2 separate regions of the Homo sapiens genome follow, and region 1 is linked to region 2. Evidence: chromatin loops called from intact Hi-C (ENCODE). Cell type or tissue: MCF 10A. All regions are shown on one strand. Each heading gives the region's core, and the rest is flanking DNA. Links, peaks and the distances in the headings are about the cores only.

The links. Hi-C counts contacts between places; a loop is a spot of excess contacts. Peaks named below come from ENCODE experiments on the same cell type or tissue, not always from the same donor. Only the 100,000 strongest peaks of a DNase experiment are listed, where the experiment ranks them.
Region 1: it touches region 2 in a loop (8-fold over the local background); 4 of 110 quality-filtered maps call a loop at or near these places.

The regions. Positions count from the first base shown.
Region 1 is chr6:64,730,898-64,736,286 of GRCh38, reverse strand. The region is part of intron 22 of EYS (eyes shut homolog); the gene reads left to right. It also overlaps the pseudogene TMEM98P2. Among named protein-coding and RNA genes, the nearest start is that of ZC3H11C, 570 kb to the left of the region's middle. In MCF 10A, for the core only: a CTCF peak has its summit at 3,217; no DNase peak of the experiment used is centred there.
Region 2 is chr6:64,009,030-64,014,418 of GRCh38, reverse strand. All of the region lies in intron 33 of EYS (eyes shut homolog), which reads left to right. The region is part of intron 3 of LOC107986608 (a long non-coding RNA gene); the gene reads right to left. Among named protein-coding and RNA genes, the nearest start is that of SCAT8, 200 kb to the right of the region's middle. RefSeq lists silencers at 1,889-2,183, 4,911-5,046. In MCF 10A, for the core only: a CTCF peak has its summit at 1,989 (motif pointing left); a DNase peak (open chromatin) is centred at 1,998.

The DNA of each region.
Region 1 (5,389 bases), core at 172-5,171, 720 kb before region 2:
TGTAATGTATTTAAGTATCTCATTTTTATAAAAGGTAATATTCATAGAAGTTTCTTAAAACATGTAATGAAAAGGGAATGGAAAGAATAAATTCAAATCCAGTGTGGAATGTTTCAAAATTGTTAAAATTTAAATTGTTATATTTTCAGTGAATTTACTGTGAATTTTTATTAACCAGTAGTATATGCTATCAGAAGAAAACCTTTGTAATAATATAGAAAGGGCTTGAGAATTTCAGTAACTAATTTTCGAGCATACAACCAATTGCATATATTAGATTTAATTCATCTTTTATAGAACTTCAAGGACTAAGCTATCGGTTTGATTGTAACTGAAATATGTAACTCAAAAAAGCTCTATTTCAATTAATCTAATTATATGCTTATGTTTTCAGTCTCCCAGTGTGATCATAGTTCTTTATTTTGTCTTTATTTCCATCCTCCATGAAATAGGAATTTGTATCTATTGGTTATTATATTATACACATTAGTAAATTGCTACCTAACAACTTCATCAATAGCCAAACTACATTTATGTCAAAAAATAAATACTTTTGTCAGACACTATCCATCAATTGTAACAATTGTAAATATTTCTTTTTTGATATGTCCCTAATACCATTAAGGTTTCAATAATATATTATTCAAATGTGTACAATCATTTTCCTTTCAGTTTAAGAAAGTGAAATCAAACTCATATACTTTACTTGCTATGTAGTAGAAATACTTAAATAAGACAAAGTATAAGTTATACAATTTTTTTCAAATTTTGTGTTTTTTCTTCTCATGGATATATTATTATCTGAAAGGAGTATATTCATGCAATTTTCAGATCAGTTGTGTCACTATCCAAATTTAAATAAATAAGATAGTGCACAGGAGGCAGAAAAAAAGGTCAGAAAACTGGCCGGGCACGGTGGTTCACGCCTGTAATCCCAGCACTCTTGGAGGCCAAGGCAGGCTGATCACGAGGTCAGGAGATCGAGACCATCCTGGCTAACACGGTGAAACCCCGTCTCTACTAAAAATACGAAAAACTAGCCAGGCATGGTGGCAGGCGCCTGTAGTCTCAGCCACTCGGGAGGCTGAGGCAGGAGAATGGCGTGAACCCGGAAGATGGAGCTTGCAGTGAGCAGAGATTGCACCGCTGCACTACAGCCTGGGCGACAGAGCATGACTGGGTCTCAAAAAAAACAAAGTCAGAAAACTTAACCTATACTGTACCATAAAGTAAGTCATTTAGACTAGACACTTCAGTCTTATAATATAGTGCATATTATGTCTTAATCACCTCATTAACATATTTAGGTTTATATAAGCATACCTCTGTGCAACATATATTAGAGAGAAAGAACTAATAGAAAAATAATAGAATAATAAATATAGAATTCCTATTGTTCTGAAATCATAGTTAATGAGAATGTCACTATATACAAATACTCAAAAGATATATTAAAATTAAGAAAAATCATAGTGTTCTTGATTTTGTTCTTTATTTCTGAGAGGGCACAGTAATACCCCTTCCTGTCCGTGTGAACATTTTCTCCAATCTCTACTCTTCCCCATGTGGACACATGTGCGAGCATATACACACTTTCTAGTGTAGTTTTAGGTAGAATTTATTTTTTCCTTGAGAGAGAACTTAGAGAAAATGGAGCAGAATGGCCTCAACTTTTACAAAAAATTGTAAATGGCTAACAGAAATACTTAGAAATAGTCATAAACAACTTACAACAGATTGTCTACACAAACCCCAAAATTTTTTATAAGGAGATTGATTTAACTTATTCTGATTTCTATGCTCTTATAGCAATATTTTCAGTGGAAAAAATCACATCAAAACACTTGCAAACTAAAAGTTGTGCCTATTGCATATGCCAGATATCTAGTTTTTCTCTCCAAACACAAATTGCTAAGGAATACTTCAAAGCTTCAAACAAAACTTAAAAAAAAAATAAAAACATGCTAGAAATATTTTTTTCTATAGATAACTTACATGGATAATAAAAGGAATGTTTCTTAGAAGTAAAGGTTACAAAGTGCTTATTCGCTTTAGTCCTCAACAAAGCTTTTCTGAATTATATTATTTATTGAAAATAGAATTTCTCCATATGGCCAGCAGTAAATCTATTTTTTTGTTTGTTTCTACTTGTTTTTTTTTTTCCCTTAAAATATCTGCAATATGGGCAGAAGATTCGTGATTGGGTAAGCACCACAATATAATATTGTTACTAGGATTTGTCATCTAAGGGTTTCGTTTGTTTTATTGTTTTAAACGTAATTGAAGGTATCATATTTTGTGGTATTTAAAAAATACTTCTTCATTTCTTTAAAAAATAAATTAATATAGCTTGCTCCCACCGCCATGGGACTGGTCATCTACAGTTCAGAAAATTTAGCCTATGAGGAGGATATGAGTGAGACTAAGTCAGGAGCCACAGAGAAGCAAGAAGGCCACAGTGATTGTTGCCATAAGCGTGCTGGCTACCATCTTTCTGGCTTTGTTTGCAGTCTTGGTGGTGGTTTGAGTGCAGCGCTACTGCTGGCCAGGAGACCTGCTGCAGCGCTATGATTCTAAGCCCATTATGAGTCTCTTGGGTGCCATGGAGACCCAATCTGAGCTCTCTGAGTTAGAACTAGATGATGTCATCATCGCCCACTCTGGCATAGAGCCCATTCTGGAGAATGAAGACTGGATCTAGGATGCCTTGGGTCTCATGTCCCACTGCATTGTCATCTTGAAGATTTGTCACACTTTGAGAGAAAAACTTGTTGCCATGACAATGGGCTCAGAGGCTGAAAAGAAGACTTCAACCACTGTCAGCAGCATCATTGTGGTGGCCAAGTGGATCATCCCCAGAGTAGATGATGTTGTGAAATCAGTGTACCATCTGTTAAGCACCAAGCTCCTGGATGTGAGTATGACTGCCCTGCTCCTGTCAGTCATCAGGTGCTGGTAACCAGAAATGCCTGCCATCTGAACAGGGGCCCCAAAGCACTTGGAGGTGCTTTGAGAAGCAGCCTTGCCTTCTGAACCAGATAAAGACCTCCCAGGCCCTAAAGCCTACTTGCAGGAGCAGTTGGGAATTTATTGCCTGTAGGCCAGCAGCTAGTCATGAAAGCTAGCAAGAATGGCTTAGATGAGCCTTCCACTTTTTCCTGTAGAGTTAGTTGTTCTCCAGGGCTCAGGAATGTGTGCATAGCAAAGCAGGAGAGTCCTATCTGGTGATGCCATTGTTGCAATTACAAATTGTGGCTGGTGAGAGGCAGTCTAATACCACAATTAGGGGATATGCCATTCATCATTTGCACAACACAGCACTGAAACTGATAGATGGTCAGCTTTATTTAGATTACCTAGTGTTTTAGAGAAAATTGTGCTACCATATAAGAAATCTAGAGGTTTCACGTTATACATCAGAATTTCTGGCTTCTCCTGAACAATCAGATTTGGCAGTTGTGATTTGTGTTTTCAAACGAGAACAATCAGTTGGAGTTAAGTAGGGATTGCCTCTCTTGGCAAGACTGTACTCTTTTTTGCCTGTTTCATTTATTTGTATTATCTGCCTGATCCCTGAGGTATCTGAGCCTGTCCTGTTATTTAGAGGTTTGGGTTTGAAGCTGAGCACTATGAAGTTTATTATTTCCTTTTATCCTTATGCCTACAATTTTACTATACGCCACTAGGTATACAGTAAATTTATACTTACGATTCCCTCAAAAAATAAGAATTCAAAAATAAAAATAAATTAGTATAATTCATATGAATGTTGTTTTTTATCTCTTTTACTTTTTTTTAAATTTCTGCCATATCTAAGATGTTTATAAACAGACTATAGGGCAAACATTTGCAAAGGTGTATATGGAATGCAATTAATGAGCTAACAGGAATTTGGCAGTAGAAACACTAGTGTGTTAAAACATTTACAGTTTTCTCTGCAATCCAGTCCAGGAGGTAATAACATCTTTTTTTTTTTTTTAATACTTTAAGTTCTGGGATACATGTGCAGAACATGCAGGTTTGTTACATAGGTATACACGTGCCACGGTGGTTTGCTGCACCCAGCAACCCATCACCAACATTAGGTATTTCTCCTAATGCTATCCCTCCCCTTGCCCCCCAACCCCGACAGGCCCCAGTGTGTGATGTTCCTCTCCCTGTGTCCATGTGTTCTCATTGTTCAACTCCCACTTATGAGTGAGAACATGTGGTGTTTGGTTTTCTGTTCCTCTGTTAGTTTGCTGAGATTGATGGTTTCCACCTTCATCCATGTCACTACAAAGGACATGAACTCATCCTTTTTTATGGCTGCATAGTAATCCATGGTATATATGTGCCACATTTTCTTTATCCAGTCTAACATTGATGGGCATTTGATTTGGTTCCATATATTTGCTATTGTGAACAATGCTGCAATAAACATGTGTGTGCATGTGTCTCTTTAGTATAATGATTTATAATCCTTTGGGTATATGCGCAGTAATGGGATTGCTGGATCAAATGGTATTTCTGGTTCTAGATCCTTCAGGAATCGCCACACTGTCTTCCACAACATTTAAACTAATTTACATTCCCACCAACAGCGTAAAAGCATTCCTATTTCTCCACATCCTCTCCAGCATCTGTTGTTTCCTGACGTTTCAATGATCACCATTCTAACTGGTGTGACATGGTATCTCATTGTGGTTTTGATCTGCATTTCTCTAATAACCAGTGAAGATGAGCTTTTTTTCATATGTTTGTTGCCTGCATAAATTTCTTCTTTTGAGAAGTGTTTGTTCCTGTCCTTCGCCCACTTTTTGATAGCATTGTATTTTTCTTGTACATTTGTTTAAGTTCCTTGTAGATTCTGGATATTAGCCCTTTGTCAGATGGATTGCAAAAATGTTTTCCCATTCTGTAGGCTGCCCGTTCACTGTAATGATAGTTTTTTGTTTTTTGTTTTTTTGTTTGTTTGTTTTTGGTTTTGTTTTTTGCTGTGCAGAAGCTCTTAGTTTAATTAGATCCCATATGTCAACTGGGGCTTTTGTTGCAATTGCTTTTGGTGTTTTAGTCATGTAGTCTTTGCCCATGCCTATGTCCTGGATGGTATTGCCTAGGATTTCTTCTAGGGTTTTTATGGTTTTATGTATTACATTTAAGTATTTAATCTATCTTGAGTTAATTTTTGTATAAGGTATAAGGAAGGGGTCCAGTTTCATTATGCTTTATTTTTAAAGAGAAAGTAAATAGTTATCTTGTTCATGTAAAAGATGAGGTTATTTGATAAAATCTATGATTTTCTTTTCTCCAAGATGAAACTGTAGTTGCCCTATGTTAAAAACAGGAAAGCAGAAGTAAATGGATCCTAGACATTGAATTGCCTGCCCCAAATGAATCCTCGAATTTA
Region 2 (5,389 bases), core at 85-5,084:
AAATAGTACCAACCATTTGGAAACTGAAGTATTATTAGAAAACAAAAAAACTACATACTTAATGTTAAGGCAATTTTATAAAAAGAATCCCTCACTGTAACATATCTTTGTAAAAAAAAAAATGGCAGGGACACACATGGCCTTTTCATTTACCACCTAATGTGAGTGAATCTCCACCTACCAATATCATCTGAATTACTTTTTGTTTAAATTTTGGTAAAGTGATCTGCTTGTTACCTAATTGAGTTTTTCCATACGGTCTTTTAACTTGAAAAAAAAACTTCTTTCTTTCAAAATATGTGTGTGTGTGAGTTCAAATGTTTGAGATGAAAGGATCAGAAATCAATGTTTTAAGTCCTGAGTTTTAATTGATTACTCAGAGGAGTGAACACCCCTAAAACTACTAAAAACCAAATAAATTGAGTACATAATAAGTACTGGAAGTGGAGAATAAAATTAAATACTATCTCGTATTTGTAAACTGAACATGTGTAGGTTTTAGGGTAATATTCTTAGAACTTACATTCACCATCAGAGTGAATTAGCCCAATCTAGAACTGTGAAATAATAGATTCCAAAAAGAAAAAGAATTTTTTTTTTACTGAAATCTCAAACGAAATGGCAACAGTGAAGTTGAGCTTTTCAGCTTTCCTAATGCCCTTGTTCTAAGTGAATACTTAAATGCTACTAAGAAATGTTCAAGAAACTCAGTGGCATACTGGTTTTTAAGAATCATCTCTCAGGGAAAAAAAAAGGGTGGGGTGGTGATTTGTAGCATTTGCCACTTTCCCTGGAATAAATACTTTTACCATGGCCTATATTTCAAGCTAACAATATGAATTCACTGAATGTGGCATTTGGGAAAGATATGCAAAATTAGCTCTCACGAGCTAGTGCCAGGCTCCTCCAGCATCCCATTGACACTCATCATCAACATGTTCAGAGAGGTTAGAAATGGATGTCAGGTCAAAAAAAACAGGAAGCTTTCTGGATGCAAATTTATATTTGTGTAATTGTAATTGTCATTATATGAATGCTTTTACCGGCTAAAGAAAACAAGAGAATTCTGGGCATTTACACATTTAGAGGCGCTACCAGGAGACCATGAAATCTAGAGAATATGCTGCGAGTCCCATTGCACGTGAATTGGATAGCGTAGTCGGAAAGAAAATCACAGTTCTTGGAAAATCTCCAGTATCTCGTGATGGCTGGTTGTATGTTCCCTTGACGACTGCTCTGTTTAATCAAGGGAGTAAGTGAAGTTTCTGCTTCAGTGGTCCTCAGGAATCATCACAGATCCTTTTTTAATATCAGTACATCACAGGAAAATGGCTTGGTTTTCTCTGTAATTTATTATAAAGTGTATTTGGGCTGTTTTGTCAGAGAGAAGTCTAACTAATATAATCTAAAACTAGTGACCGCCACATGACTATCATCCAGAGGCAGGAAGTGCTCAGAAAAATCACTTATTAGAGGTCATGGAGCGCTTTTTATACAAAGCTCTTTGTACTGTCAGGCTGGCCAACTCTGTGACGATCTAAGCAAAAACAGGATGCTTTTTAAAAACAGTGTGTTTATATTGCTTTTGCTAGACAAAAGTCCTGACACTGTGGCTTTTATGCGTGATCCTTTTTTTATACTGTTTAACATTTATTTTGTGCTGAGTTGCACAGACAATGTCAAGAAATATGGCTGTGTTGATAGGGCTGTATGAAAACCATCCCACTTTTAGGAAACAGCATTTCCTTAAATTTGCTTACCCAGCCATGACAATCACACTGGATAAGTGAAGTGGTAAGGAAAGCTGTATGTCTCTGGACAGTTTCACCCATACTGCCTAATGTCTAATTTTTGAAATATATTTTCCATGTTTCCCTGTTACAAACAGGGAGGTAAAACAATAATGCTATCAATTAGATCTTAAGTTAGTCTTTGTAGGGATCAGATTCCTTTCAGTGCCTCCATCTCTGCCATGTACCTTTACTGCCATCTGCTGATACTGAGTCTCTGGGCTCTGAGTCTCCCATCCCAGCTATTCTCATGTAGAGCTGTCACTAGTCAGCTAAAACTTCTGGCTGAGCATGGAGATCATAGTTGCTAACAACTGAACTTACCCTCTTTCTATCTTAAATGTAGCCTAAGAAGATTCTTTTAAATAAAAGTTCTGAGTTAATGCTTAATTCATATGCTACTATTCACTTCAGAGCAATAGACTTACATTTATTCAGTATACATTAAGGCAAACTATTATTGGTCAGAAATTCAAGTTATTAATCTGGAAATAATTAAAATCTGGAAGATAGACATTTTTGCATTCATTTTTAACATTTAACTAAGAAAATGAAAGGAAAGAAAGGAAAGGAGGGGAGGGGGTGAGGGGACAAGAGGAGAGGAGAGGAGAGGAGAGGAGAGGAGAGGAGAGGAGAGGAAAAACTTATTAGCAATGTTAATGCATGCCCAAAATCTAAAATAAACAAGCCAGTGTTATTGTTGGGTAATTGCCAAGCCTAAAGACAAGAGAAAAGAACATTTATGTTTTGCACCTGTGAAAGCATTCAGTATCATCATCAATTTTGCAGTATTCCCTAGAAGCAGTTGGTGCTGTTCAGTTTTCTTACTGTTACATCATGGCTTCATGCTGCAATTATACATGAACTAGGTTTCACACACCTTCAGCCCAGCAATGAGATACTGCTTTAAAGCATTTAATTTCATTATGGTTTGATGCCAATAACTCATATAACCACCAGATTTGACAAATAAAACATAGGTACCTTAAAAAGAAAAAAAAATCCATACGTTCTATTTCTCTCTGGAAAAAAAAAAAACAAACTACTTTACTTATGTGCTTTTGAAATATACCACTGGAAAAAAAAATATGAGACAGATGCATTCAAATGCCTATAGCACAAAACAAACCTGAGATAGAAAAGCCAAAGAAATTAGTCCTTCCAAATTTAAAGACTGCAAAATCATGAAGGCACTTCCAAATGGCTTGGTTAACTTTTTTTTCATCCTACCTCTCACAAATTAAAGACAATTTTCTATGTACATGTCCCTTCAAAGGCAAGAACTTAGTTTGATCTTTCATTTTTGTGTTTTCTCATAATAAAAAAAGAAAATGGGGGATTTCGGGTCAAGATGACTCTGTAACTTCACACTTTTATGTGCTAGCAGTGATAGAAAAAATAAAGGAAGAAAACTGAAAACATGAAGGCAAGTTCAAAAACAAGACAAACATATCTTTAGACAAGAAATAGACAAATATGCAAAGCAGCAAAGAAGGTAAGAGTACATACTTGCTAAGATATAAATCTAGAAATAGAAAAGCTTATCTCCTGTAAGGTAAAAGGAACTAAAACTATTTGCTCAAAAAGATTTGTGAAAGATCTGATATAGATATAGGTTTATAAAGATAAATAAAATATATAAGGGAATATAAATATATTCATATATATATACTCAGAAAAAGAGAAAGGCTGCCATCTGGAATTCTGACTTTTAGCAAGCTGCCAGCCCAGGAAGAGAACAGAATGCAATCAAAGTATCATGACCTGAATTATGCCAAGCAGTCTGTCAGCTCTGTGAATGGACCTGTGAATATTTCCAGTATCATTGTAGGACAGAACTACCAAATACCTTTTAGCGAAGATTCCGGTTTCAGTGTCAAAAGATCAGGTACGTTTCTCATTCAGCAGGTAGGGTTGGGCACAGCAGAAGAACACAGGACATGAAGAATGGGAGTACACAAAAAGAGAGAAAAAGAAACATACCTCCCATTCAAAATGGGCCTGCACAGTACAATATCAGAACCCATAAAGATACTGGAAAAGGAACCAAGAAAACCAACAATGGAACAGGAATCATTCTAGATAAGACAATTTTTATGAAAGGGCCTGAAAAAACTCTAAAGTATTTTTAAAACACTAGAAAGCATAAATGAAGGAATAATTTTACTATTTAAAAAGAGAAATTACAGGCCACAGCCCTGTCCCCCTTCTCTCCACACCACCACCCCCCCCCCCAACCAAACACACACACAGCCAATGCCACCAGTGCAAATGCACACATGGAGGCTGGAAGCCCTGCACCTGCCAACACCCTGCCCCTGCCACACCACCACCACTGTCAGAGCAGGAGCACCGCATCCCCAGTCTCGCCAGTACTCTGCCACGGTGCAGGCATGTGCAACTGAGCACAGATCCTGCTGCTGCCACCCCGACGCAGTGCTTTGGCCAGCTCCCCTTCACCGGAGCGTTCTGGCCAGCGGACTGGAAATATCTCAGCCCTGCCAGCACAGCAGGTTCATAACCTCAAGGGGCCAGAGAGAAAAAGCCAGGAGTCTGGTACCAGCCCCACCCCCCAGAGTTAGAGCACACAGCCCAGGAGTGCTGAGCTGAGCACTGGCCCCCTAAAACCTTCCAGAAATGAAGCCAGTTAACTGAACCCACTTTGTACCACAATCAAACCCCCAAGGAAATCAAAGAAGATAAAAGCAAAAACAAACAAACAAACCAAAAACACATCCAAAGGATAGCAACTTCAAAGACTGAAAGAATATCAACCCATATAGATGAGAAAGAACAAGCGCAAGAACTCTGGCAACTCAAAAAACCAGAGTGCCTTTTTACCTCCAAAAACTGAACTGGTTTTCCAGCAATGGTACTTAATCAGGCCTAAATGGCTGAAATGACAAAATTGAATTCAGAATACGGATAGGAACAAAGATCATCAAGATTCAGAACAAAGTCAAAAAATCTAAAGAATCTAAGGAGTACAATAAAAAGATACAGGAGATGAAAGATGAAATGGTCATTTTAAGAAAGAACCAAGCTGGCCGGGAGAAGTGGCTCGCGCTTGTAATCCCAGCACTTTCGGAGGCCGAGGTGGGCAGATCACGAGGTCAAGAGATTGAGACCATCCTGGCTAACCCGGTGAAACCCCATCTCTACTGAAAATACAAAAAAATTAGCCTTGCGTGGTGGTGGGTGCCTGTAGTCCCAACTACTCGGGAGGCTGAGGCAGGAGAATGGCATGAACCTGGGGGGCGGAGCTTGCAGTGAGCCGAGATCACGCCACTGCACTCCAGCCTGGGTGACAGAGTGAGACTCCGTCTCCAAAAAAAAAAAAAAATCGAGAATTTCCTAACACAAATTAACAGCAGAATTGACCAAGCGGAGGAAAGAATCTCAGAGCTCGAAGACCAGTTCTTCAAAATAACTCAGTCAGACAAAAATAAAGAAAAATGAATAAAAAATGAATAAATGAATAAACCTCCAAGAAATGAGATTAGGTAAAGACCAAATCTACAACTCATTGGCATCCCTGAAAGAGCAGGAGAGAAAGCAAGCAACATGGAAAACATTTCAGGGTATCATTCATGAAAATT